Regions from separate parts of the Mus musculus genome. Here region 2 is linked to region 1. The links are chromatin loops, found by intact Hi-C in ENCODE. Cell type or tissue: left cerebral cortex. All regions are shown on one strand. Each heading gives the region's core, and the rest is flanking DNA. Links, peaks and the distances in the headings are about the cores only. Region 1 overlaps Rd3 (retinal degeneration 3). Region 2 overlaps Traf5 (TNF receptor-associated factor 5).

What was found. Peaks named below come from ENCODE experiments on the same cell type or tissue, not always from the same donor. Only the 100,000 strongest peaks of a DNase experiment are listed, where the experiment ranks them.
Region 2: it touches region 1 in a loop (4-fold over the local background); 4 of 42 quality-filtered maps call a loop at or near these places.

What each region holds. Positions count from the first base shown.
Region 1 is chr1:191,980,845-191,998,462 of GRCm38, reverse strand. It overlaps Rd3 (retinal degeneration 3), which reads right to left. Exons shown (of 3, transcript NM_023727.4): 2 at 14,902-15,213; 3 at 10,181-13,251. The coding sequence starts at 15,197. The coding sequence ends at 12,960. Traf5 (TNF receptor-associated factor 5) reads left to right here. Exons shown (of 14, transcript NM_011633.2): 14 at 456-1,260. The coding sequence ends at 1,033. It also overlaps the pseudogene Gm32460. Among named protein-coding and RNA genes, the nearest start is that of Mir3473c, 9.0 kb to the left of the region's middle. In left cerebral cortex, for the core only: no CTCF peak of the experiment used is centred there; DNase peaks (open chromatin) are centred at 7,324 and 8,259; H3K4me3 peaks cover 1,108 bases; H3K27ac peaks cover 631 bases.
Region 2 is chr1:192,059,710-192,069,789 of GRCm38, reverse strand. Traf5 (TNF receptor-associated factor 5) reads left to right here. Exons shown (of 14, transcript NM_011633.2): 3 at 2,839-2,896; 4 at 7,047-7,148. Among named protein-coding and RNA genes, the nearest start is that of Traf5, 28 kb to the left of the region's middle. In left cerebral cortex, for the core only: no CTCF peak of the experiment used is centred there; DNase peaks (open chromatin) are centred at 7,972 and 8,672; H3K27ac peaks cover 324 bases.

The DNA of each region.
Region 1 (17,618 bases), core at 7,216-9,715:
CACTCTGGAGGCTGACACAGGATCTCCAGGACAAGCTAGCCAGAATATCAGGGTTTAATTCAGTGAGAGAACTACATCAAAAGACTGAAATACTACTGGGGAAGACACTCAGTATCAACCTCTGGCCTCTGTATGCCACAAGCACCTCACAGCCAAACACATGCAAGTATGCACAGACACTTACATCACAAGCACACTCGTGTGCATGCATGCACACACACACAAACACACACAGTTAGACGGGCACAAGGCTCAGCATGAGAATTCACTCGAGGTGAATGTCCAATGTGTCTTATACTCAGGCAAGCTGAGAGTGAAGAGGGAGGATACATCCATGTCTGCTTGGCGTCAGCTTACCACGATTGAGTTAATGTTAGCAATGCATGTAGTAGTTCACAGGTAGTGCTCAGATGACAGGCCCGAGCTGCAGCCTCCTGTCCTGTGTTTCCTTCCAGTTCTTTTAGAGGGGGAGACCAGCAAGCACGACGCACACATTAATATCCACAAAGCACAGCTGAATAAGAACGAAGAGCGGTTTAAGCAGCTGGAGGGCGCCTGCTACAGTGGCAAGCTCATCTGGAAGGTGACAGATTACAGGGTGAAGAAGAGGGAGGCCGTGGAGGGGCACACAGTGTCCGTCTTCAGCCAGCCTTTCTACACCAGCCGCTGCGGCTACCGGCTCTGTGCCAGGGCGTACCTGAACGGGGACGGGTCGGGGAAGGGAACGCACCTGTCCCTGTACTTTGTGGTGATGCGCGGTGAGTTTGACTCGCTGCTGCAGTGGCCGTTCAGGCAGAGGGTGACCCTGATGCTTTTGGACCAGAGCGGCAAGAAGAACCATATTGTGGAGACCTTCAAAGCTGACCCCAACAGCAGCAGCTTCAAAAGGCCAGATGGCGAGATGAACATTGCCTCTGGCTGTCCCCGCTTTGTGTCGCACTCTACTCTGGAGAACTCCAAGAACACCTACATTAAAGACGACACACTGTTCTTGAAAGTGGCCGTGGATTTAACTGACTTGGAGGATCTGTAGTGTTACCTGATAAGGAAACTTCTCAGCACAGGAAAAGGTGTGGCTGTCCCTTGGGCGCAGCCCTCTGGACTGAGCAGGCTCTTGTTCTTGTCTTCCTGCCTCCGATGTCTGATGTGTCATCTTTTTATCTTGGATCCTTCCCTGGTTTGAAACTTTAAACTCTTGAAATATTGCTGTTATTTATATTTTTGTATCTTCCAAAAAATTATAATAATTTGACAACAAGGCCTGGGGCTCCTCTCTCTCACTGAAGTCTGGGAAGTGTTTTCAGGGAGTCCAGTGCTCAACGGGACTGATACAGGGGCAGAATTCCCACTGACACTCGTTGTCATTTATCAGCTGACTCAGTGCTTCCACACCTGAGCCTAGGCCTGCAGCAGCCATCTTGTAAGAGACAGGCAGGCTGTGCCAGTCAAGTGTGGGCAGTGTAGCTACATATGCTGCATTTGGACCACAGATCTTCAGGGAGATGCCAACCGCTTGGAAATCGCATCGCCCTTTTGTGTTTTATACAGGATCCACTAGCTGCATGTAAGCACAGTTTGCCAAGTTGTATAACAGCTAGGAAATGGGTCGGCTCTTCGTCCTTCTCCACTAACACAATGGGTGCCAAGGAGTGGATGTTTAGTGAACCGAAAGTTCAGAGTTCATTAGGTTTGACCAGGTGAGAAGTATTTTCTTAGGTAAAATTGTCAACTATACCAGTTCACACAACTCAGCCAGGTGACCTTTGCATGGCAGTGGGTGTGAGGATGAGCAAATTTGTTATGACAGAGAAAAATATGAGAAAAGGACAAAAGGGGAACCTGTTCACCATGGATAGCAGCTGTCTGAACCCTTCTGTTCTTCTGGAAGAACTTTTAAATTCATATGCTGACCAAAAAATGAGCATTTGTAGAAACTTGCGGAGTTTCCTGTCAACATTTTGAGTGCTCTGAGAGCAGAAATGACCGGGTTCTTGTAGATCTGTCTTTGCAGTGGTTCTCAACCTGTGAGTTACGACCCCTTTGGGGGTCAAATGATCCTTTCTCGGGGGTTGCCTGAGACCATCAGAAATCACAGATATTTGCATTACCATTCATAACAGTAGCAGAATTACAGTTATGAAGTAGCAACAAAAATTATCTTATGGTTAGGGGTCACCACAACATGAGGGGCTGCGTTAAAGGGTCACAGCCTTGGGAAGGTTGAGACCCGCTGGTCTTTTGGGTCTGTCTGTCCCTTCAGCTCAGTAAGCCTCAGACTGATCTGCCCTCCTGCCCTGACTGAAAATGGGATCCGTGCCATCCTCCACTGCTCATGTAACATTGGCTCCTAAGCACGGAAGGACAAGTGTCCTGGGACAAGGGTCACGTTAGAGGCACAGGGGAGGCTATGCTCTTGTAGATGGCGCTTAACCTGTGTAAGAGACAGAACCTGGGCTGCAGAGATGGCTCAGTGGCTAAGGGTGCTTGCCGCTCTTCCAGAGAATCTGAATTCAGTTCACAGTGCCCATGTCAGGTGGCACTCCAGCTCCGACATCTGATGTCCTCTCTCTGGCCTCTGTGGGCATCTGCACACACCTTCACATAGATGCTCACAGATAGACAACCATAAATGAATCTTAAAAGTAAAACATGGGGCTCAAGAGATGATTCAGCAGTCAAGACTGCCGGCTGCTCTTTCAGAGGACACAATTTCAATTTCTAGCACTCACTCGGAAGGCTCACAACCACCTGTAACTCAAATTCCAAGGGATTCGGTGCCCTCTTCTGGCCTCTGTGGGTACTGCATCCATGTTTGCAGACATGCATGCAGGCAAAGCACCCAGCCACACAAAATAAAATACTGCTTTTAAGTAGAAACTGCTTACCTGACTAGCCTCTGTGAGTCCAACAATCCTCTTAATCTCTTCTGTGATCAGTGAAGATTCTAGAGCCACGCCACAGGACTTGTCCCAAAGGATGGAAGTTGAAAAAGCAGATGTAGCATAGAAATACACTGTACCTTTGCTGGTGAGCAGTGATGGCCATGTACTTAGAGTAATCTAGGAGTCCAGTCTCTAGCCCACAGGCCAGACTGGGGGGGGTTCTGTGGTTTGTTCACTATTTCATGTCTGTCTGTATGTATGTGTATATACATACATATATATACATATATATGTATATATACGTGTGTGTGTGTGTATAGTGTGTGTGTGTGTATAGTGTGTGTGTGTATAGTGTGTGTGTGTATGTGTGGTGTGTATGTGTGGCATCTCCCTTCATCAGTGGTCGATTCCATTGATCCATTACTAACGGCATTATGGGTGGTAATGAGACCCAGCTGGAGGAAGTGGGTCGCTGGGCTATGCCTTTGAAGGGCATGTCTTGTCCCTCGCCTCTTCACCTGCCCCTCCCTCCACTTTCTCAGATCTAAATGCCCTTCCACCATAACACTCTGCCTCACCACAGGCCCAAGTCCGTGAAGCCGAGAGAGCATGGAGCTTCTGAGGCTGTGAGCTGAGCTGAGTTCTCCATCCTGAGCTGTGGTTCTGGGGTACTGTGTCCTGGGATGGAAAAGCAAACAAGCACCGCCTCTAATTCACTTTCCATCCCATGCAGCCACACCCGTGTGTTGTGTTTTCCAAGATGTGCTTGCAAAAAAGCATCCTAAAAATATTCTTATCTTGGGCCCAGCACCTTGACCAGGCAGCACAGTGGAGCTAGCTCTGGAGGCGTAGGTGTGGGTGAGCAGGCCTAAGGGCATGAGAGCAGGAAAGCTGCGGCTGCCTCCTGTCGATGGCAGCACTGGGTGGACTAGCCAGAGCAGTGCTCAGAGCTTGTGTTGCAGTACAGATAAGGGAGAGCCAGTCAGCGCACTGACCAGCTCAGGGGCCACCCAGATATCATCTGCAAATTGCTGGGATACATTGAAAAGGCCAGTCTTACTGATTCAGAGCTGCAGGATCTCCATGACACAGATCAGCAACAGAAGTAATCCTAATGAGGAGCCAATATTGATGGGGTCACAGAAGCCAGAGACCCCCCCGAACCAGGCCAGTGATTCATTGCAATGAACATTTGCAGATGAGGAGGGATATACACTGTGGGACACACTGTTACTCGCTACAGTTCCACGATGAGATGTTTTCTAGCTTTGTTCTCTCTCTCTGTCTCTCTCTGTCTCTGTCTCTCTCTCTGTCTCTCTCTGTCTCTGTCTCTCTCTGTCTCTGTCTCTCTGTGTGTGTGTGTGTGTGTGTGTGTGTGTGTGTGTGTGTATTTTGTTGGGGGAGGTTGCAAGGAAGAAAGGTAGACATGAGGGAAGGAGAGAGGAACAGGACTGGGTGCGTGAGGTGAAACTTAAATCAATAAAAGGTTTTTTTTTTTTTTTTAAGAATAATAGGAATAAAAGAAAGAGTTGAATCACAGAGAAAACCTGTTTCCACTCTCTTCTCATTTAGAGACACAACACTACAATCCATCAAAGGCGGGTAATGAGAAATGAATTAGTTTTTATTTTATTTTATTTTATTTTATTTTATTGTGAGGTCAGGGAGGGAACCCAGGCCCTTACTCATGGTGGACAGTCATCCCACTGCTGATCTTCAGCCCAGCCTGTGTCCATGTCCGGTGCCTTCCTCCATAGCATGGCTGAATTTCACCATGTTAGCGTTCATCCTGTACCCAACAATGCATGCTACTTCAAAGTTTATTTGACAAATCAGTTTTTAGATAATCATCTCTCTGTGTGTATGTGTGTATGTTTCTATGCACAAGTACACATGTGTACATGTGTCTAGAAATTAGCTCCTGCTGCATTTTAAATAGTAATGTGCGTTGTACTAAATCAACATTGCGAGATCTAAAGGTGCTAACCTTGAAATAAAAACACTTGCTAAAAGTTTTTGTCAACAGTTAAAAGAAAACTAACAATTTTTTTAAGATTATAAAAAACTTTCTTTAATCAAGGCTTGTAACATGGAAGAGATCTGTCAGACAAAATGCAAAGTTTCCAATACATTGAAACATAAATCCATAAGTCATCATAAATATAATACCCAATAGTAAAAAACACATCAGCAAATTCACACCATCCTTGTAACAGCCATGATCTAGATTTCACATGCTTCTGCCAAATGACTAATATGGCCTGCTGGATCCCGAGCACACGGGGGCTTTGAGGTCACACTCATCTGACAGGGCTGTGGCACTGGTGGCTCAACTCCAGAAGCAAAGCAGATACCAGCACATTCAAACAGTGTATCCTTTACATATCAAAGTGAGAAATAAGAAAGCGACATGATCACAAGATCAGAAAGATGGTAGGGAGTGAGGACAGCTGTGGAAAGCTCGAGGCCGGAAGGCGGTTCGCTGGCTTCATTTCTTTGGCTTCTTGGGCAGTGGCCACCGGAACAGTGAGGTTCTGGTTCATGGATCATATAGTGGAGCCATCCCTGACTCTGCTGAACACCGAGCTTCCTCCATTCAGATTCAGACATCAGATGGGTTTTAGGGACCAGCTTGGCTATGTCCTTGGGCAACATGACATGCCGGTACTCGAACTCCTCGTCGTCGTATATGTCCGAATAGTAGATTTGTTTGTGGGACATGATTGCTCTGTCGGAGGGCGCTCAGTCCCGCGCCGAAAACTAACAATTTTTTAAAGGCTTCTAAATATTAACAAATGTTAACAACCGTTTATATTCCTGAGGAAAGTGTTCACAAGCCCACAGAGGCTGAGTTTTCTATCATGTTCTGTCCTGTTGTCCTGCTCAAGTCCAGCCATGGTTTCTCCGCTGAAACAAACACAGCAGTCCCAAAACACGCACTTCCTGTCCTGGCTGGAATTTGACTGGGGAGGTGGAGAGGAGATGGGATCTGGACAAGACCGACCGGAAGGAAGAGGACATTCTGGGCACAAGCTCTTCCTCTCCTGAGCTTCTGGTCCTGCTCGGGCCAGGCACCCCTGCTAGATCCCCACCAGGCACCCAGGCTTCAGAACACAGGGCAAAAGCTGTCACATGCAGAAAGAAAACAGAGCCTCCCAGCAAAGCTGTGAGGGGAGGTAGGGAGATTCAGCCAGCTGTGACACTGCCAAGGACAGAGTTGCCTGTTGTCATGGAGATGTGCCCATAAGAACTTCTGACTGGGCCTTATAGGTCACAGCACCTCAGGGTCCTCTCAGGAACTGACAGGCCCATGCTTCTGGCCGGGCTAGGGCTCCTCCTCCTGCTGCACCCCTCTATGCACTGTGCCCACTCAGAAGGACAAAGCATCCACTGTGCTCCTCACCCAGGGACTCAGCCAGCTCCCCCCTCACCCCTTCTCCTGCCTCCATGTGTGAGAGCCTTTGGTGCAGGAACTTGGGTGTAAACCCAAGTCTCTTCCAGACACACAGTAAGCACTTTACAAATGCAGTGAGAATGTGATGAGAATGTGGATTCTCTAGGGTGAGAATGTGGATCTCAACCTAGAGTTTTCCCAGAGCAGAGGCAGAGGAAGGAGTCTGATGTACCTGTACCACTGCTAAGATTGCTAGTTCTAAGCGAGGGTCCGTGTCTGATTTCAGTTTATATCTCACAAGTTATGACTGACACATAGCAGGTGGGCAACACGGTTTATTTCACTTACTACGCTGGCTACTTTTATGTCAACTTGACACAAGCTAGAATTATCTGAAAGGATGGGGCCTCAAGTGAGAAAAAGCCTCCATAAGATCAGGCACGTTTTTCTTAATTAGCGATTGATGGGGGAGGGCCCAACCATTGTGAGTGGTGCCATCCCTAGGCTGGTGGTCCTGGGTTCTATAAGAAAGCAGGTTGAGCAAGCCATGGGGAGCAAGACAGTAAGCAACACCCCTCCATGGCGTCTGCACCAGCTCCTGTCTCCAGGTTTCTGCCCTGTTTGAGTTCCTGTTCTGACTCTCTTCAACGTTGAACAATAATATGGAAGTGTAACCCGAATAAAACCTCTTCTCCCAACTTGCATTTTGGTCATGGTGTTTCATCGCAGCAATGGAAACCCTAAGACAGTGTCCACCGGGAGATGAGTCAGGAGTGGGGCTACCTGAGTGTTCCTCCAAATGAGATGAAGCTAAGTGCTTGTTGCTCAGGAGGCTCTTGGAGGGTTATCTGAGAACACAATGACAAGTGAGGGTGACTCTGTCTGGGTCACTGTGCCCCTTATTTTGATAGTGCCTTTCTTCTCACTGCTGCACTTGATAGATGCATCTACTTGACATGTGACCCGCCACAGAGAGGCAGAGGAACCCGGACTACAGCTCTGCACCTGTGATCAGTCCTGACGGGCGTGCACATAGCAGTGGAAACACCCACACCCCTAGGCTCTTTTCCATCTCACTCCAGCACATCTCAGCACAAGCGATTGCTCATGTGCGAGAGGCAGGAACCCCCGAGGAGAGCCCTGTGTGTATCATCACCCCTGAACCCACTTCAGTATGTGGAGGTGCCCATGGTGATTATAATTCTAACACAGAGCAGCAGGTGACAGTCTCCAGGGAAGAGGGCCAGGCCAATATGTATGTTTATGTCTTAGTTTTCAACAAAGGTAAAAAGAAAATTTAAATGTAATAGCAAAAAAGTTTACGGAAGAGAATATAAAGAAATATTGGAGAGGGCGTAGTATATTTTGGGAGTTGGAAAGACAGATCAGTGGTTGAGCCCTGGCCACTGCTACATTCATGAAGGCAAAGCACCCATACACAAAAAATAAAAATAAATCTTCTGAAAAAAATTGTCTAGGAGGTGAACATCCGAGAATGTTTCAGAATGCTGTTCTGCTGTCAAAACACTCCATGTTTTCAAAATGATTTGACCACTGCTGTTTTCCACAGACATTCACTGCAAACTCCCCCCCCCCCCTTCAATAATTCTACACTGTCTGCAAGATAAAAGCCTTGAAGTTCTGGCTTAATTCTTTTTAGTTATAGTTCCTTTTATTTTCCAAAGTCAGGGAATTTTTTGAACTTGTAACTCTGGGAATGGAGAGCCTCAACTCTCCCAACATTGAATACAAAATATTATGTGAATGTGCATTTTGTTTCCAGTACAAGGTATAGATAGCTTTAAGTGTTCAAAAGATGTGACTTTCAGCTTGCTGTCTATACCAAGCGCACGGTGTCTCTTACTGCCCACCCTGCTCTGCTGCGGACCAGAAACCCGCCCACCACCCACAACCCGCAGCTTGACAGACAGAACCAGGCTGGGCGGGACTTCCGGGCTTCCATCGCAGGAGAGAACAAGCGAAGGGCGGGGCCAAGGGCTCTTCTGCCTATCGTGGTGGTGGGGGGGTGTTGAGGCCACTTCCGGTTAGGGCGTTCTGTTTGGGCGCTCTCGGCTGCTGGCCCCTCCGAGCCTTTCCACGCGTGGTGAGCAGCCAGGCCTTAGGACTAGAGTTTGTAATCGACTGTGACAGGATGGCGAAGGTTCCCCAGACTTGAGACTACGTGTTTTCGCAGGTTAATTCCCCAGGTTGCACGCCCACTTCCGTCTTCCTTTACTCTTAAAGGGAAGTGATTTTTCTTCAGGTTTCGGTGTATTTCTTTTTAGGTTTGGCTCTGGCAATTTTTATGCCAGAGTGTGGAGGTTTGTCGACTGGTCGTCCTGATTTCTTTATTCGACCTCTGTGTCCTGGTGGTTTGACTGGAAGACTCTTAGTTTTGTAGGCAAGGATGTATTTGTAGGTAACAATTTTAACTTTTCCCAGGGGTCCAGCACCTCACCGGATCCACCTAAGGGCGCTTACTAAAAGGTGGCATCTTATGTTTTGCCAACTTTCTGGTAGACAGCTTTTTAAAAGTTACACTGTTCATTCCCTCCCTCGTCTGCGAGCCATTTTTTATTATTCTTTTACATTAGAAATGACTAAGGTGGTGGCGCACGCCTTTAATCCCAGCACTTGGGAGGCAGAGACAGGCGGATTTCTGAGTTCTAGGCCAGCCTGGTCTACAGAGTGAGTTCCAGGACAGCCAGGGCTACACAGAGAAACCCTGTCTCCGAAAAAAAAAAAAAAAAGAAAGAAAGAAAGAAAAGAAATAAGAAATGACTAAGGTGTCCCAAATATTTTCATTATCGGTCTTGGAGGTGATCCTATCTCTTCTCCGCTGTTTAAAATAGTAGGTTTTCCAGTGGTGAGCCCTCAAGTGCAGTAAGTGAATATGAGTCATAGCACCATGCTGATAAAATTCTGAGAAATGCAGAGACAAAGCAGGTGATACAGAAGTGGCAACAGATGCAGTAAGGGAGTGTGGGATACATGGGCCAGCTCTGAGCCTATCACCATATCCCTACGAGCCCCCAACAACATCCAGATCAGACCCGGCCTCCACACCTACAAGGGCAGCACACCCCTAATCCTTTCTCCAGTCAGGTGTGTTCTCCACAGTCTTTCTTGCACAGTCCTAGTCTCCACTCAGCCTGTCCCTGAAGATGTGGATTCAAATATTCACACCATATTGTTCTTCACATCTTAGACGGATAGTGACCCAGACCACCAACCCCATGGAACAGGCACTTTTTTCAGACCAGCCCAGAATTCCATGCTTTCTCAGCTTGCTAGCAACAACAGGCATGGCAGACCTCCAGAGTATAAGTGTTTGGAACCGGAAGTACCAATACGGCAGATAAACTCAGACCTCTCATGGAGTGTGCTACACACACATTCCAGAAAGACAGTGTTTTGGAAGCAAAACATTTCTTCCTCTTAAGACTTTGTAAACAGCTCTCAAATATGTCCTAGCCTAAAAGACAATTTTCCATGGAAAATTAATGACATGTAATGACTGCAGTAGCTATTTGTGGGTTAAAGTAAGCATGCAGGTCAAACCTGCATGATAACAAACTACAAAGAATGTGGTTTTGTTATGGCTGATTATCCTCAGCCTTTTTTCCTCCTTGTGTGTGATTCAAGTGTGCACTAGAAGGCTCCTGAAGTATTAAGCCAAGCATGCACCCCCTACCCAGAATGGCCAATAGGTTTTTATTATTTCAAATTAGTAAAAATATGTACTATTAATAGCTATTCTTTACTGGTGCAAATGGTTGGCACTTTTTGCTGCTTTCCTCATTTATGAAAGAATTTAAAAATCTAAAGCCAGAGAAGAAATTAATGTTATGTAAAATTACATTATATACATATATATATATTAGAGAATCTTTTGTGTTGAAATATTTTATCAAATGGCCACAATTTATTAATTTACTGTTTATCAACATGATACTCCATAAACAATCTTCCATTGTAGAATTATAGAGCACTATGTGATTGAGCATAAACAAATCATAATTTTCTGATTGATGTGTGGATGTATGAGATTTGATGAGACCCTCACTCTCAGAAACAAAATGCAAGGAGTCATATGTTGGGAAGAATTTGGGTCATTTCAGCAGGGACTAGGTATTAGATAATATGAAAGTTTGTGTAGATTTTTACTAGCAGAACAGCTGTGTGTTTGTGTTTCAAGACAGGGTTTCTTTGCGTAGCCCTGGCTATCTTGGAACTCATGCTGTAGACTACACTAACCTCGAACTCAGAGATCTTCATGCCTCTGCCTCCCAAACTCTGGGGCTAAAGATGTATGCCACCCTAGATAGGTAGATGACAGACAGACAGACAGATAGATATCCCCAACTTCTGGGATGTTCTCTTTTGCAGAGCACACTGAAGTATTCAGGCATGAAGAAACATATCTGAGATTCATATTAAAGTATCCGCCAAAATTTTGGGTTGAGAAATTAAAACATGAAACAAAAATGAAATTAATATTATTAAGAATTAATAAGCATTAAGGCTCCCTTTACTTTCTAGAACTTAAAAGTTCTCATACCAAGTAAGAAGCACCAGAACTAGGATGCTGCGCCAGCTGCGGCTCAGCGGGGGGGATGGGGGGGGCTCCCCCTCCCCTCCAGCCAACGCCAGCCCCTCAGCAGACACCTCTGTTAGCCCTGAGTCTTACAGGACCTGAGACCCTCACAGGCTTTAGTTAGCATCACAGCTAAGGTGGGACAAAGCAGAAGAGTACTGAGGAGGTTGGCAGGGACAGCAGTAGCAGCTGCCTGTCATGCAAGAGCAAGCTCACTACCTCAGGTTTTCCTTTTGTTTGAGGAGAACAGAGAGACCTGGAAGAAGAAATCAGCAATCAGTAGTCCTCCCCTGAGGATCCTCGGAACCTCCCTCTAGGCAAATCAAGCCCCACAAGGGCCTCAGGCAGGAGGCTTGGCAAGCTCTGCTTCACTCAACATTTCCTCCCAACTGTGGAACTGTTTGTTTCAAAGCCTTTCCCATTTGTTCTTGGTGTCACATTCAAAGCACCCACAAACCCATTGAATCAAAGCAAACCCCCATCACAACACAGGTCACTTTGTGTGGAGGCTCTGCCCTGACCTGCAGAGAGGGGTTGCCGCATCAGCTGTTTTTGCCTTCGCAGGTGGAATTTCCCCTCCAGAGTTGGGAATTCTCGTTTTGCCCTGATAAGAGAAACCTGTTCTGAGAAATGGAAACCTATGCCATTGGCAGTCAGCATGAGGTGATCTACGTCATCAGTCACATCTAGGGGTTGGGCTTATGGCTTTTGCCTTTATAAGCCTGCTGCTTTGCAATAAAATTGAACCTTGATCAGAACTTTGTCTTAGCACCATTTTTCTTTCATCCCTGTCCTTTAATTCTCAGAACCCCTTTCGAGGTACCTACATTGACTGGTAGTCGAGGGTCGACTACAACTTTGAACCTCTATCCAAAGTTTGGCAACTGAGTGAACTTCTCAGTATCTTCCAGTAGAAGATATGTTTAAAATGTTTTTGTTTAGAAGAGATTATACTAATGAGCCAGTCAGCTCCTTCATCCTGGCAGCGATGGGTAAGAGGAATGTGCCATCCGATCATTATCCAGATCCCAGTGAAGCAACCCAAAGCCACATCATTCAAAAAGAATATCTGTGCAGTAGACTCAGCACTCAAGAGGCTGAAGCAGCCAAAATAGTGAGACCCTGCCTTGAAGGAGGAGGGGCGGGGAGGGCAGGAGAGCAGACTTCCCATTGAGCCAGACTATATGCAGTACCTAGTGATTTTTCTCCCATTGCATTTTATTTGGACTATAAGGTTCACATGCACTGGGTGCTGGGGACACTCTTTGCTTGCCCTGAACCTTACTTCTACCCCAGATTGAGGTGGGGGACATCCACTCATAGACCATCAGAGCATGAGGCTGCAGGAGACTACCCTGGACTGCTTTGCTCAGGTACTTCCTAGGGAAGCTGGAGAGCAGGTGTGAACAGAAGGATCCCTAGACTTCAGCAGCAGGTTCGCAGGCCTCCAAGCCCTGACTCTGGACTGGCCATGTTCCATATGATGACATCGCAGGATGGGAGTTATGATCATCCTGCCTACCCCTAGCCACCTTTCTCAGACAGCAGCCTCGGCCCCAGTGGATGGAGATGTAGACATTGGTCCCACCCTATCATAGTCCAGCATTCAAGGACTCAGAGGCAAGAACAATGCCACATCAGAGGGATCAGAGTTAAGGCAAAAGCAGAGACTCTTGGAAGACTTCCTTTTTTCACTCACTAGCTGAAGAGTGGGTTGAACAGTCTTCTGTGGGCCCCACCAGCTGCCCTGGGCCTGAGGCTGTGGGTCCCCTGCAGTGAATGTCATCTGGTCACCAGTAAAGGTGCCATGAATGGATAGGGTGAATGGGGCATCCCGGAAATTGGGATGAGTATGTGGGCCTTGTGTCTGTGTCAGGCTGGGAAGTGGAGACCTTTTTGCGGAGAAACAGGGCTCAAGTCCTGACTCTGCCCAGGTATCCAAGCAGGTGTGCTCACTGGGTAGTTGGCTCCGTGGTCTAGCAGTGTTGCTTGATGGGTCTCCTGGTTGGGGTAGGTGGGGAGGTTCCGGCGCTAGTGACAGAGTCACCAGCCCGTTATTCCTCCTGAGGGTGATTGCCCTGGGTGGTCAGTCGGCCTGGGGCGCCCTGAACTCCGGCATGCTCCAGGTGCGCGGCGGGGGTGGCGCATCGCGCTCCACATCCTCCGAGATGGTTCGGATGTCACTGGCAAAGGGTGCGATGCGAGCGCGGGTCTTGAAGGACGACAGGCTGCCGCGGGGCCTCAAGCTCCACTGACGTGTCAGCTTATGGGCCTCCTCCTCCTGCTTCATCTTCTCCAGGGCCTCCTGCAACACGGAGCGGAACAGCCGCGCCACCTCCTGCACCTCGGGCTCTCGTTCAGCCAGCAGCTGCCTGAACCTGGGGGCACATGACCGTGATGGACTGAGCATCTCACAAGCCAGAAACTCCCAACCTTGCTCTTGTCCCAGTCAATCTTGAGCTCAAATCCCAGTTCTGTTCACCTCTGAGCCTCAGTTTTCTCACCTGTAAAAGGGTACACCTGCCTTTTCACATGGTACGTGTGCTCATATGCAAGGAGCCTGAAGCCAGCCCATGGCTGACAGGGACAAAGTTCTGAGGTGTGCACTGTAACTGCAGCCTGGCTGTGGGAGACTGTGTTCACCCCTCTGCCAGTTCCACCTGCCCCTGTGATTACTCTGAGATGCATGTCTGCAATGTCATGGTGTGTCAACATGGAGACCTTCTCCCCCCAGCTCCGTGTCTCTTCAGGGGATGGACAAGCTCTGCATTCCTACTGGCCCTGCTCCTTCTCAGGAAGGCCGCTGGTGGCCTCCTTGCTCCTTGTGTGTCTCTTTAGCTGTTTCCTCTGCCTAGATTTCTCCATAGAGCTGGATTCGTCCATTTGATCCCTTCTTTCCTCTGCCCTCCAGAGAGCCAGCATTTGGCAGAGGCAGACAGGAAATCCAAGAGGAAGTATGGCTCTAACCCTGTGCCCCCTCACTGTGGGTTTAGCCAGCCAGGTCAGGTGCCCCCTGGCATCAGCTTGGCACTCTACCCCTGTCCCATTTTCACTTCTGAAGTAAATGCTTTTAGGAGCCTCCACCATCAATAGAATCAGAAGAATGGGAGAGCTCAGGGGCACCAGCGCGGAGACTACAGAAACCAAAGAGGAAATAGGGGCAAAGTCCTCCTTTCAAGGGAATTTCAGAGAGGAAGCACGGGGTGGGCAAGTGTTGGGGGCTACTGGAGGAGTTGGACTCAAAGTCTTTACTTGTAGATTTGTCCTTTACAAACAGAATGCTGACAAGGAACTCCTGTGCATTTGGGGTCGGTCCTGAATTTGTACTGAGTTCACCAGCTCTATGGGAACAGAGGGAAGGTCCACAGCCTCAGGGAGAGAGGTTTAGGTTCTGTCCTGTGCTACACCAAGCTTTGCACATGTGGTGCCCTGGGCTCTCACACACTCACACACTTGGCTGGGCTTCCCTGTTCCCTCTTCCCCCCACACACTCACACCTCGGGCTGACAGTGTCAAACCTGATCGGAACAGAGTAATTCAGACACCAGTTTTGGAGAGATTGCCTGGGACAGGTCCTAAGGAAGGAACATGGAGGCTGAGGCAGCAGGATTGCTGTGAATTTGAGACTAGCCTAGGCTACATAGTGAGTTCTAGGTTAGCCTGGGCTAAAAGAAGAGGAAGAAGAAGGAAATGAAGCAGGAGAAGTTGGAGACATGGAAGATAGGCGTGTGACAAAGGAACCATTGTTGACATGCATACTTGCAACCACCCAGCAGGAAGAACAAAGAATTTACAAGCTTTGAGTCCAACCCATCCCAGCCTGAGGGCCTCTAGAATCTGCCTCCAGCCCCAGATGAAGCCTCCCCCAAGTCTGATATTCCTCACCCTATTTCTCCCAGAAATAGGAGATTTCTATTCTATTTCTCATGCCATCTGGCTCTGATTCTACTAGCCTTGGGCTCCTGCGACTCCAGTCACCTTCTCTGGAGCTAGTAGGGTCACGGTCCCCATCCCAATGCCAGGGTTACCTGAGGATGGCAGGCCCACAGTAGGATGGGTGGATCTTGGCACATACATCCTCCAACTGCAGCCGCTCACCAGGGCTGATGTCATAGGTGGGCCTGGGCGTGTTTGCCAACCAGCTGTAGTCCACACCAGTGCAGATCTTCCTGACTGCGCTGCGACGCTCCCTCTGTTGTCGCTCCACCTCTCTCATCTGCCCAGCCAGCTCCATCATGAGCGTCTCCAGCACCATCTCGGCCGGGGTCCGGGCCGAGAGCCGGGGAGGGGTGTCGTTCCACCGGAGCCACGGGATGAGGGACATGGCCCCCCAGACTCTTCTGAGACAGAGAAGAAGGGGAATGTGTCCCTTGTCAGCAAGGAAGGAACCCAAGACACCAAGAAAGAGAGAGGCGAGTTGGGCCCCAGCTGAAAGCATCCCACCCATTACAGATGTGAGGCCTCATGTAGGCCACAACCTCTTTGAGCAAAATTCTTAATTATGGAAAACAAAATAGGGCCATTTGAGAAGCAGCTGTGAATAACCTTGGCTCACCATAAGCATTGCATCAAGGTGATGTATGCAGCCATTTTGATAAGAATCCCGAAAGCATCGTGATGGTTGAACCCAGAGAAATTGTTCCCCAAACCTCACTATCCATAAACAAAGCAGGTACATGTACAGATGAGCATAATAATATCCCCATAATCTGTGGGGAAAAGTGCACACAACACAAACACATACAGAGCAAACAACATACAAAACACATACCCATACAACACACATAGCAGGCACAACACACACACATGCACACATTCCCTTAGATACTTATGTCCCATGCCAATCCAACAAGAATACATTGTTTCAAATGCCTCTGGTCTAGGGACGATACACTTAGAAATGTGTGGGTTGACATTGCCCTGATAAAACAACCGACCCACCATCATAATTCATTAATCCAGTAAGTGTTAGCCAAGTTCAGTGGAGGGACACCATGAAAGTATCTGGGGTCCCTGGGGATAACTGGCACAGAGCACACCCGGTATCTATGGGGAGGGGGTGAACATTAGACAATGAAGGGAGTCAGAGGAGGGTTTGTGAATAAGCAGGGTGAGAATGGGGGCAGACGTCACACACGGGGATGGATAGAGATGATGGCCAGGGTAGAAAGACACAGCCTGGGTCTGAGGCATTACACGGGGCTGCCTGGGCAGGACGCCAGGCAAAAATCCAACTCCAAATTGATCAGACTTCAGTGTGAGACCAGAAATTCTACAACTATGAGAGAAAAAAGTTGGGGAATGCTTCAGACACAAGCATCGCAAGGCCCTTCTCAGTAGGACTCTAGTTACTCAGGAAATAAGGACAACGATTCACATATGGGACCTGGTGACATTTTAAAAGCTTCTGTACAGCAAAGGAAAGTTAACAGAGAGGAGGAGCCCACCAGACAGGGGAAAACCTCTGATGGCTGCACATGTGATGCAGAATTAGTATCTAGTCTATATAAAGAGTTTTTAAAAACAAACAAGACATCAAATAAGTTAATAAAAGGGCTGATGATTGATGAAGTACAAACACCCAGTGAACAGGGAAGTGTCGAATCTCACTAGCCCAGTGGAGACCTGAGCTGGTCTGTAGAGGCAGATGTTCTTCAGGGGCTAAGGGTGGGTGGGCCTCCTGAGCCCTGAGCTCTGTGAACCCTAACCTTCTGTGGCCCAGCTTGGGGGTCTCACTGGAAAGGAAGAGCCTGTCTCAGTTTTCTTCTCCCCACCCCCATGCCCCTCCACACTGGCCCTGATCCAACAGCGGCAGGATTTCTGCTGCAGCTATTTCTGCTCCTGATGCCAGCTGCTACCCTCCCCGCAGGAGGCTCTAGGGGCAAGCCCGATTAAGTTCTTAAGGCAAGGCTCTGGGATGGAGAGGGAGCGTGGAGGAAGGGAAGATAGCTGTGGACAGCTGCCAGCCAGGCAGACTCTGGGGACCAGACAGGCTCTGTGTGATCTGCCCTGGAAGATTGTGGCTCCCCCTCTCCTCACTGCCCGCCCCCTCTGGAGGCATTGCTCCCCTCAGAGGCTGAATTCCCTGGCAGGCTTCCAGCTCCCTCACACTCTAGCTTACCACTGGAGCCTGTGACAGGGACCTTGGTGACCTCAGAGCCTGTCCTGGAGGCCTGCTCCCCACTCAGACAAGCGACAGGCATGTGTATTCACACACACACATACACACATACACACATACACACATACACACACACACACACACACACACACACACACACCTATAACTCCAGTATAAAACAAAAATAATCGTTTTCTCTGAGGTTTTTTGGTATTTGTTGTACTTTCCTTCAACTTCCCAGCATGTCAGCACATGGGGTTCTCCACCTTCAGGCACAGGCAGTACGCTGGGCCAGCCTGAGGTCTCAGCATTGCTGGGCCCTGGGCCGTGCCTTCCACTGCTCTAGCTGCGATGCTCCCTCAAGAAGCCCTTTCAAGGATAGGCATGGTGGCGTATGCTTGTGATTACACTTTGGAGTCTGAGTGGAGCGTCTCTAGAGAGAGCCACTGTGAGGCTTCCACGGGAGACTGCACTCCTGGATGGAAGGCACCTCTGTCTTCAGCGTGTGGCCATCTGAGAGGACACTCAGGAAACCTCCATGGAGACCTCACTGTCACATCCTATCCTGACCATCCAAGCCTTCAGTTCCTCATCTACACACAGGGTTGACACACCATGCCGCAC
Region 2 (10,080 bases), core at 7,562-10,061, 71 kb before region 1:
GAATTAAGATTCTTGCTGGGCAGTGGTGCACACGCCTTTAATCCCAGGCAGAGGCAGGCGGATTTCTGAGTTCGAGGCCAGCCTGGTCTACAGAGTGAGTTCCAGGACAGCCAGGACTGCACAGAGAAACCCAGTCTCAAAAAAACAAAACAAAACAAGAATTAAGATTCTTTGCATAGGCAAATATTCACAGACACATGTACAATCATATGCTCACACTCTGGAGCGGCCTGACTGTCTGTCTCAATACAAGTCCACAAGTATTCGTGCATGCTTACATACATGCACATATACCTACGTGTGTACATATAAACAGACATATACATTTGGATGGATGGATGGACGGACGGTTGGGGCAGAGTCCCCCAAACCACCACATCATCTTTATTGCTTTTCTGCAGCCTTTTTTATACCTTCTTAAACAAAAGTTCTTTAAAGAACTACTTCATAGATGAAATGTTACACAAAGTAGGCGTTACAGAAGGATGTTGATATCAAGTTCAAAGCAGTGTTTCATAATATATGCTCATTGTAAATCCAAAGCAACAGTTTCTTAATGGCCTTGCCTTACCATAGTGCACACCTGTGCCTTCATTCTTGGACCTGAATGCTTTTCCTCGAACACAAATTTGTCCCAAGCCTATTGCTCTTTTTAGTGTAACTATGGAAGTTCATTGCATTCCTTATTATGTAGCCTTTACTTACTGCTATGAGGAGGGGCACATCCTATTTTTGATTCTAACTTTATTATATCTTACTAGCAAAACAATTAAAGCCACCTCTTAAAACTTTCTTTCTAAGATTATTTGAATCAAATCAGAAATTCTATAAAATCATTAATTCATCTAAACAGCATTAACTCATGAAGGTTCATCTTTATGATGATCTGCAGGAAATCTGATCAATAGGGGTGGGCTAATGCCCAGGGATTACTATGTAAATTTATAATGACAGGAAAAGTGTATCAGCTATAAGAAACAATCCTGAGATGAAGTCTCTTCGGGGCCTTGCCCCTCAGAGCTCACCCACTGCAGACAATGCAGAAACAATGAGCCACTTCCAGGAAGATAACTTGCTAGCCTTAGCCTATCCTGGATGGCTCCTGGCAGCTGTCAACGCTGGAAAGCCTGCAATAACATAACGCCATGAAAATACTCAGGGCTAGAAAGGGTTCGTTGTTGGCTCACAGCTTTACAGTGCCGGTTTGTGATTGATAGGCTTTGGAAATATAACAAAGCAGGCACATCGTGGTGGGAGGACATGCTGGAGCCCAAACAGTCACCTGCATCATCCAGGGAGGAAAAAGGGGAGAGAACAGTGCATGGGGCCCCTTCTCCCCTTCAGAGACACACCATCATGAGCCCACTAGGCTCCACCCCTCCAGAGCCCCACCCCTCCAGGGCCCCACCTCTCCAGGGCTCCACCTCTCCAGGGCTCCACCCCTCCAGGACTCCACTGTGCCTTAGGTTCTCCGGGGAACAGAATCCATAGAATATACATTAAAAGGAGGGTTATTGGAATGGTTTTCACAATGTAGTCTGGGCAGTCCAACATGTGCCTGCATGTAAAATGGCTGTGAACCTGGCAGTTACTTAGTCCACCAGGCTGGATGCTGCAGCAGCTCCAGATAGGCTCAGAAGGACTGGCAGAGTCCTGGAGAGCCACTACTCTCCAATACACATTGGAAGGGCAGTGGCAGCAGCGATGGCTGCAGCAACAACGGAGTAGATGCACTAACAGTCAAAAGTGGCAGTAGACGAGTAGTGCTGCTTTTTCCTGGGACTCTTTATGTCTGGGTACAAAGATGCTGCTGTCTCTGAGGGAGGCACTCCCTTAGGGAATCCTTCCTGGCAAAAGCTCGCCCAGACACAGGTCTCTTGGTTGATTCCAGAGCTAATCAAGATTAACTTTGACACAAGCCTTCCCAGCAGCACCACCCTGGGGAATCACAGCTTTATTTAACTCATGGAGTAGGGGAGCCTCTTAACATCTAAACTGTAGCAATCTGGGTCATGCCACTTGTTCGAAACCAGGAGAGCCTGGAAGCAGGCTTTGGAAGCTTCTAGAGCTGAGCATGTCAGGCTGTAGAAGGGGCTTCAAGACAGGTCCTCACTCATTCCAGTGTGTCAGCACTGTGTGCTCACTTCTTTGCTCCAGTAAGCTCTAGGTTCTAAAGGTGAAGAACCCGGCCGTCACACTGTACTACAGCCTGCCTTTCCCTTAGATGGAGACCAGAGATGGAGCCATTGACAGTCTGGGGGACTTGTGTTTGATGGCATGCTGGTAGGTAGCTAGGCATTTTCCAGGAAGGTTGTAAGACTGTGAAGTTCCTGATACAAGTCTTAGTTAGGGTTTTATTGCTGTGAAGAGACACCAAGACCAAGGCAGCTCTTATAAAGGAAAACATTTCATTGGGGCTGGTTTACAAGTTCTAAGGTTTATTATCATCATGGCGGGAACATGGCAGCATCCAGGCAGACATGGTCCTAGAGGAGCTAAGAGATCTACATTTTAATTCGCAGGCAACAGAAGGAAAATGGTGCTACCCTGAGTGTAGCTTGAGCATAGAACCTCAAAGCCCCCCCCCCAACAGTGACTCACTTCCTCTAACAAGTCCACACCTCCTCCAGGGCCACACCTCCTAATAGCGCCACTCCCCATGGGTCAAGCATTCAAACACATGAGTCTATGGGGGCCATTCCTATTCAAACCACCACAGCTGCCTTCTGGGTAGAGTACACAGCTTGTGCCAACACAGAGTGGCTGAGTGCTCTTGGAAAGACTGTTGAGGTTAAACACTTAATTAACTTCAGCCCTCTTTTTTGGTTTCCTTTCTAGAGAATTGAACTCGGTGCCGATCTGCCCGGTAGACAAGGAGGTCATCAAGCCTCAGGAGGTGAGGAGGCCACTGCTCTGGCTTGGGAGTTGGAGAAGGTACCAGGGTGACTTCCAGGCTGGAATAGGACAATGTCTGGAACTGTCCTCATTACCCATAGTCCTCTGCTGTGGGTCAGGTCAGACCTTCCTCGTGTGGGTTTTACTGAACACTCACAGGTCTCATCCATTCCCACACTAGTTCCAGCCACACCAAGTTGCTAGAAAACATAGAACACCCAGTTTGGGTGGTGGGGGTTGACCTTCTAGTCTAGATAACCCTTAAAACATTGTTCTGTTTAATGACAATTTTGATACAGTTTATATACCGTAAAGTTTACCTTTCTAACATCTGGTTCAACAGGACTTAGTGTTTTCAGATTCGTGTAGCCACTTGATGTGTCATGTCTCCCAAGAAGAAATCCCATGTCCATTGGCTGTCACCTGCCCACATCTCCCAGCTCACGAAAACCACAATCTAGTTTCTGCTTTAATTTTGCTGCATTTTTTGGGTGTTTCATATAAATGGGACCCTGCCTTTTCTGTCTGAGTTCCTCCACTCAGCATGTTCTCAAGGTTCATCCCTGTGGTCAGTTGAATTAGTATCTCATTCCTTTTCATTGCTATATACTATTCTGTTGTGTGAATATATCACACTTGATTTCGCTATTGGCAGTTAGTGTACATTTGTACTGTGTCTACTTTTTGTACCACTATGAATAATGTTGTTATGAATATTCATACACAAAGCTTAAAATTTTAAAATATGGGGCTGGAGAGATGGATGGCTTAAGTTTTAAGAGCATACCAGCTGTTTTTCTAGAGCAGTGGGTTCAGTTCCCAAAACCTGCATGATGGCTCATAGCCAACTGCAACTTCAGTCCCAGGGAATCCAATGCCCTCTTTTGGCCTGCACAGGCACTGTATGCTCATGATACATGGACATGAAGATACACACATATTATATATATCTCCCAGCATACCAAAAAAAGTTGATACATAATATTAGGAGCTTAGGGTGTGATTAGTGCAGACTCCTATTCATCAAGCTGATGCTCACTTTCCAGTCCTGGAAAAAAACAATTCATTACCATGGTTATATCCACGATCTACAAGTCTACTGAAAGAAGCTAACATTGCTGTTACATTGTAGCTTCAGAACATGGATGACTCTCATGCCCAATTCATTTGTACAAACACCTGGGTATGGCACTCCTGGGTAACTGTGGCAGCCCTGAGTGTAACATTTCAACAACTGCTGAGCTGTTTTGTAATTTTGTACCTCCTTACAGTGCATGAGGGGTCTATGGCAGCAAATCCTCATCAAAATGTGTTCTCAGCTTTTCTGATGGGCTGTTCTAATGGATGTGAAGCCTTACTTATCTGGGGACTGGGTCAGTTGTCATTGATGGCTGGTGACACTGTCAATTTAGCTGAGCAGCTGTGTCTTATCTATTGGAATGCTTCTTACGATTCTGTCTGTCTGTCTGTCTGTCTGTATGTCTGTCTCCCTCTCTCTCTCTCTCTGTGTGTGTGTGTGTGTGTGTGTGTGTTGCTCTCACATGTCTGTGCAGTAACCATAGAGGCCAGAAGAGGGCATCAGATCCCCTGAAGCTGGAGTTAAAGGTAGTTGTGAGCCACCAGATTTGAGTGCTGGAAACTGAACTTGGTTCCTCTGTGAGAGCAACAAATGTTCTTAACCACTGAGCCATCTCTCCAGCTCCACCTTTGCACATTTTAACTTAAAAAAAAAAAAACTCTAATTGTTGGATTATTACAAGTCCTTTGTTATATTCTAGATACCTGGGGGGAGGGGGGTTCTGCTGTTATCAAATTTGCCAATATTTTTCTCTTATTTCATAGCTTATTCTCACTTTGTTCATGGTGTCTTGGTGAGAACACAGATAGTTCTCAATTTGTTGAAGTTTAGTTTATCTGTTTTTCTTTCCTTGTGGGTCTTAGTTTGCTTCTTTGTTACTGTGATAAATATCAGGATCACAAACCCTTGGGGGGAAATGTCCGCTTCACCTTATACTTCTAGGTCACTGTCCTTACACTTCCGGGTCACGGTCCATAGTCTAGAGAAGTCAGGGCAGGAGCTGAGGATGTGGGCAGTGCTGCTTTCTGGCTTGTTCCCTATGGCTTGTTCAGCCTGCTTTCTTCTACAACCCAGAATCACCTGCCTAGGGGTGACACCACCCACAGTGATCTGGCCCCTCCCACATCAATCATCAATCAAGAAAATGACCCACACACATGCCTACAGACAAGCCTGATAGGGGCAATAGTTCTTCAGTTGAGTGACTCTAGTTCATGTCAAGTTAACCAAAAACAAAACAAACAACAACAACAGAAAAAAAAAAACAAAACAGAATTGACCCCTTGTCAGTGCAGCACACTATAAACCATAACCATTTTCTTCTTTTGTGTTCCCAGGGCTATGTTAATGCTAATAGCAAACACATTAAGACATTAAAAGTCCCACTATCTTTTAAAAATTCAAATAACTTTTCAAATGCAACATCTCTTTAAAATACCTAGTCTCTTAACTGTGGGCTTCTAGCTGGGCAGTGGTGGCGCACACCTTTACTCTCAGCACTTGCGAAGCAGAGGCAGGTGGATCTCTTGAGTCTGAGGCCAGCCTGATCTACAGAGCAAGTTCCAGAAGGGCCAGGGCTACACAGAGAAACCCTGTCTCAACTAACCAAACAAACAAATGCACAAACAAACAACAAAACCAAATCAGTGGCTTCCTGCAAAATAATAATAATAATAAAAGCTAAATATTTCTTATTTCAAAGAGGAAGAACCAGGGCACAGTTATAGTCAGATCAAAGCAAAACCAAATCCAACAGTATAAACACTTTAGTGTCTGACGCCTGAGACTTGCCATTTTCTTTACTTAGAAAAGGTGTGGTCGTTCACAGAGCTTGTCCAATATGCTCAAGCTGGTACCATGCCAAGCATGCCACCGTCCTTGGTAATTGTCCCAAGGTCCTGGCTCTCCAGTAAGTTTGGGTCTCCCCTACAACTGAGGCTGCACGTTTGCCAATGGCCTCCTGGCCTCTCTCCAGGGCTTCAGTTCTGCAGGATGGTGGGAAACCTCACCTGCCCACAACAACTATCAACCCTGCAGCTCTCGGACCACCAAAACCACGGAACAACACTGTGCACTGGTTGCTTCTCCCAGCTTGCTCAACTTCCTTTCTTGTATAGTCTAGGCCCACAGTGGGCTGGGTCCTCCCACATCAACTGGCAGTGAAGAAAATGCCCTACAGCCTTAGCTACAGACCCATCTGACCTGAAAAATTCTTAAACGGTCATGAAAAAAGAAGCCCCAAAATTATGCTATATTTGCAATCTCCTGGAGTCTTAAAGTATTTTTAAATAACTTATTTTAAAAATCAAGGGGGCTGGAACCATGGCTCAGCTGTTAAGAGCACTTACTGCTCTTGTAGATGACCTAGGTTCGGTTCCCAGCACCTACGTAAGGGTCTCAGGTGTATCTCCAGTTCCTGGAGATATGATGCCCTCTTCTGGCCTCTGTAGGTACCTGCATGTACATGGTGATTAAGTAAAACACCTAAAAATTTTAAATCAAAGACTAATGATCTGTGGCACATGGAGATTATATGCTATTCGAGTTTCAGTATCCATGAGTGTAAGTGTTTTATTAGAACAGAGTTGTGCCTGCTTTTGTAAGTGTTGTGGATATCAGAGTTGAAATTTGGTCGCCGGGATGGTTACCACATAGCCTGCCTCGCTGACAGAATTTACTCTGATCTTCACAAAGGAAGCATGCCAAATACACACTCTGGGCTGAAATAGCCAGTCAGCACAGCAGCAGGGCACTGACACTTCACGCCAGAGTGGGAAGCAACAGATGTACCCTTGGCCACAGCCCCCTCGTGGCTTAACTGTGGGGTCAAGTTCACCCCCTGCTTCTCCTCACTACAGCCTACCGTGTTGAGCACTGGGCGTTCGTATAACTTGCCAGAAGTATGTGTCTGAGGGGGCCTTTACTTTCAATGTGGTTGTGTGACATTTCCGTTTCAGCCACTGCCTGGAAGTTTCCATCTGCTGCTGAGATAGCCTCGAAGACCAATCTCACCAGAGCTTCCGTTCACAGTCGCACTCGGGAGGGCGTGAGACTGATCGCATCTGTCTTTTAGGTGTTCAAAGACAACTGCTGCAAAAGAGAAGTTCTCAATTTACACGTCTACTGCAAAAACGCCCCCGGGTGCAATGCCAGGATTATTCTGGGACGATTCCAGGTTGGTATCCTTGAGACCCATGCTGTCCATGGGATTCCTCTAGTGACACCCACTTATCCTGTCTGTGATGGTCTGTGGTTGAGCTTTGTAAAGGAGTTCCCTGGGTGCCTCTCAGATTGTCCCAAATCGACCAGGACCATGAAAACCTAGAGCAGAGGTTCATTTTGTAGCAGCAAAAAGACAGCATGGTCTGTGTACTAGGCCTATATGTGACCATTGAGTCAAGAAGAGGGTATGGGACTTACCAGGCAAAAAGAACACTCCAAAGCCAGCTGGTGGTAGTGCACTCCTTTAAGTTCCAGCACTCAGAAGGCAGAGGCAGGCAGAACTCTGAGCTCAAGGCCAGTCTGGTCTACAGAGCAAATTCCTGGACAGCCAGTGCTACACAGAGAAACCCTGCTCAAAATATTGGAGGGAAAAAAAAAAAGCATCCATCAAGGGTGCATCATTCTGTGGGGCTGTGAAGGATCTGGAGACCCAAGGGTAGGGGGCAGCTGTGACAGGGCACAGCTGTGACAGGTCAGCTGTGACTGGACAGGGCACAGCTGTGAGACTCAGGCCCCTCCCTCAAGGAGGGTCTCTTGTGGGCTCTGGTCTAATGTTTGTGATCCATAAAGAGCACCAGGCCAGGCCAGGATGTGCTGTGCAATGAGACCCTGAAGAAAATGTGCAGAGGGGTCAAGGAAGGGCAAAGGGAAGAGGCTTCCTGTCAGATGCAACTTCATCCAGCTGGGGAAGGCTCAGCCCCCACCAGGCACTGTCACACCACTCTCGAGTGACTCAACCGCCTCTAGCTTCCAGGGGATGGCTTGGCAGCTGCTGAGATTTTCCCTTCACACCCACACAGTTCGGAACATGCTTGTCAGATGACTCAGCCCTTTATCAAGCCTCCAGAAAACTTACACACACAGGCCTACGCACACACACCTACACACATACACACTCACACATACATACAACACACATACAAACAACACACAGACATAAACTCATACATCACATACACACAACACACCTACACACACATACACATAGACACAACATACACATACATCTATATACACATACACTCACACATCACATACACACAAAACATCTACATGCAAACACACATTTGCACATACATATACACACAACACACACATACTACAACACACACATACTACAACACACATGCATAACACACACCAATACACTCACATAGACACACAACACATACACAAACATGCACAAACACACACATATAACACAACATACATACATGTATACAAAACACACACATGCACATGTGCACCTACACACACATGCACATATACATACGCATACATACACACCCTGGGCTTTGAGGTGACAGAGGTGTAGATGATTTCCCTGTCACCACGGGAGCACTACCAGGACTGCATTTTTCCCGTACAACAATCTGTTGCCACTTGCTTTGGGTGACAAATTCTAGACAGGACTTCTTGTCTAGCTTTGTGATCACCAAGCCTGAATGAGCTACAGAACTCCGTAGAGACCAGAGCACAGACTCTAGGGAACAAGGACTGCTTTCTACAGATGTCTACCATTCTCTCTCATGCTGGTCTCCCAGCTCCTGCGTGGTGAGGCGCAGAGTCTGACAGTTATAGAAGAGTTTAAGTGACAGTTCAGAGGAACGTCGACGAGAATATCAAGTTAGTGCAGGGTTTTCAGTTTTCTTCCTACTAAAGGCAGAAGAAGATAACTTTAATCTTTATCCTGAGGGGGAAAAAACTCCTCAGTTGCTTTTACTTGAGGACAGGCAGCGAACTGCTTCTGTTGAAGAGCCAAGGCTCCAGAGGGAAAGCTCAGTGGTTAAGAGCACCAGCTCTTCCAGAGAACCCTCATTCAATTCCCAGCATCCATGTAGTGGCTCAAACCTCCTCTAACTTCTGTGCCAGGGGATCCAGTGTTCTCTGTTCTTCTTGGGTACCAGATGTGGATACGGTACACAGACAAAATACCCACGCACATTTAATTAATTAATTAATTAGTTAATTAGTTAATTAATTAATTAAAAGAGAGTTGATAGTAAAATTATCTAGGCCTTGCAGTCAGTGCATCTCTCCCCCAGGTCTTCAACCCACCTCTCCATTAAGAGCCTGACTTAGGGTAGATGAGATGGCTCATCAAGAAAAGGTGCCTGCTTCCCGGCCTAATGACCTGAGTTTGACCTCTGGAACCTACGTAGTAGAAGGAAACTGACTTCCACGGATGTCTTCTGACCTCCACAAACACACTGCCATGCTGTCTGCACCCCACCCTTCACAAATAAATAAATGCAATGAATTTATTTATTTTTGCATATAGATATAGATAGTCTCACTATGTAGCTCTGACTGACCTAGGACTCACTAAGAAGACTGGGCTGGCCTCGAATTAGAGATTCACCTGCCTGCTGAGTGCTATAGTTAAAGGTGTGCTCCACCACCCTTGCCACTTAAACAGAAAAGCCAGATAGTCACTGGCTTGGGCTTTGCAGGCTCTGTGTGGCTCCCATTTCCTCTTCCCTCACCCTTCAGAACAAACCAGCCCTAGCAGTATGTGAACAAAAAGCAGCTCAGAAAAAGAGGTGGCTTCGGAGACAGATAAACACTGTGACACATCTGGCCAGTGGGCTTTAGTGGGCCAGCTGCATGGCACTGCGGTGCCAAGAGACAGGTTCTTGGTGCCTCAGCGCATCATAGTGATTTGGAGAGGTGAGGTGTTTTCTTTGTCTTGCCTGTGACAAGCCCTGAATGAATATTGTCAATGATTAAGGGCATCCCAGATTGTATAATTGAACAAAACCTGACTGCCCTCCTCCTGCCCAGGAACCTGCCTTCCCTCTCCTCTTTCCCAAAATGTGTCTCCTTCAGCATTATAGTCTGTATTCCCTTCTGTGGAGTCGATTTGCTTCCTCCCTCCCTCCCTC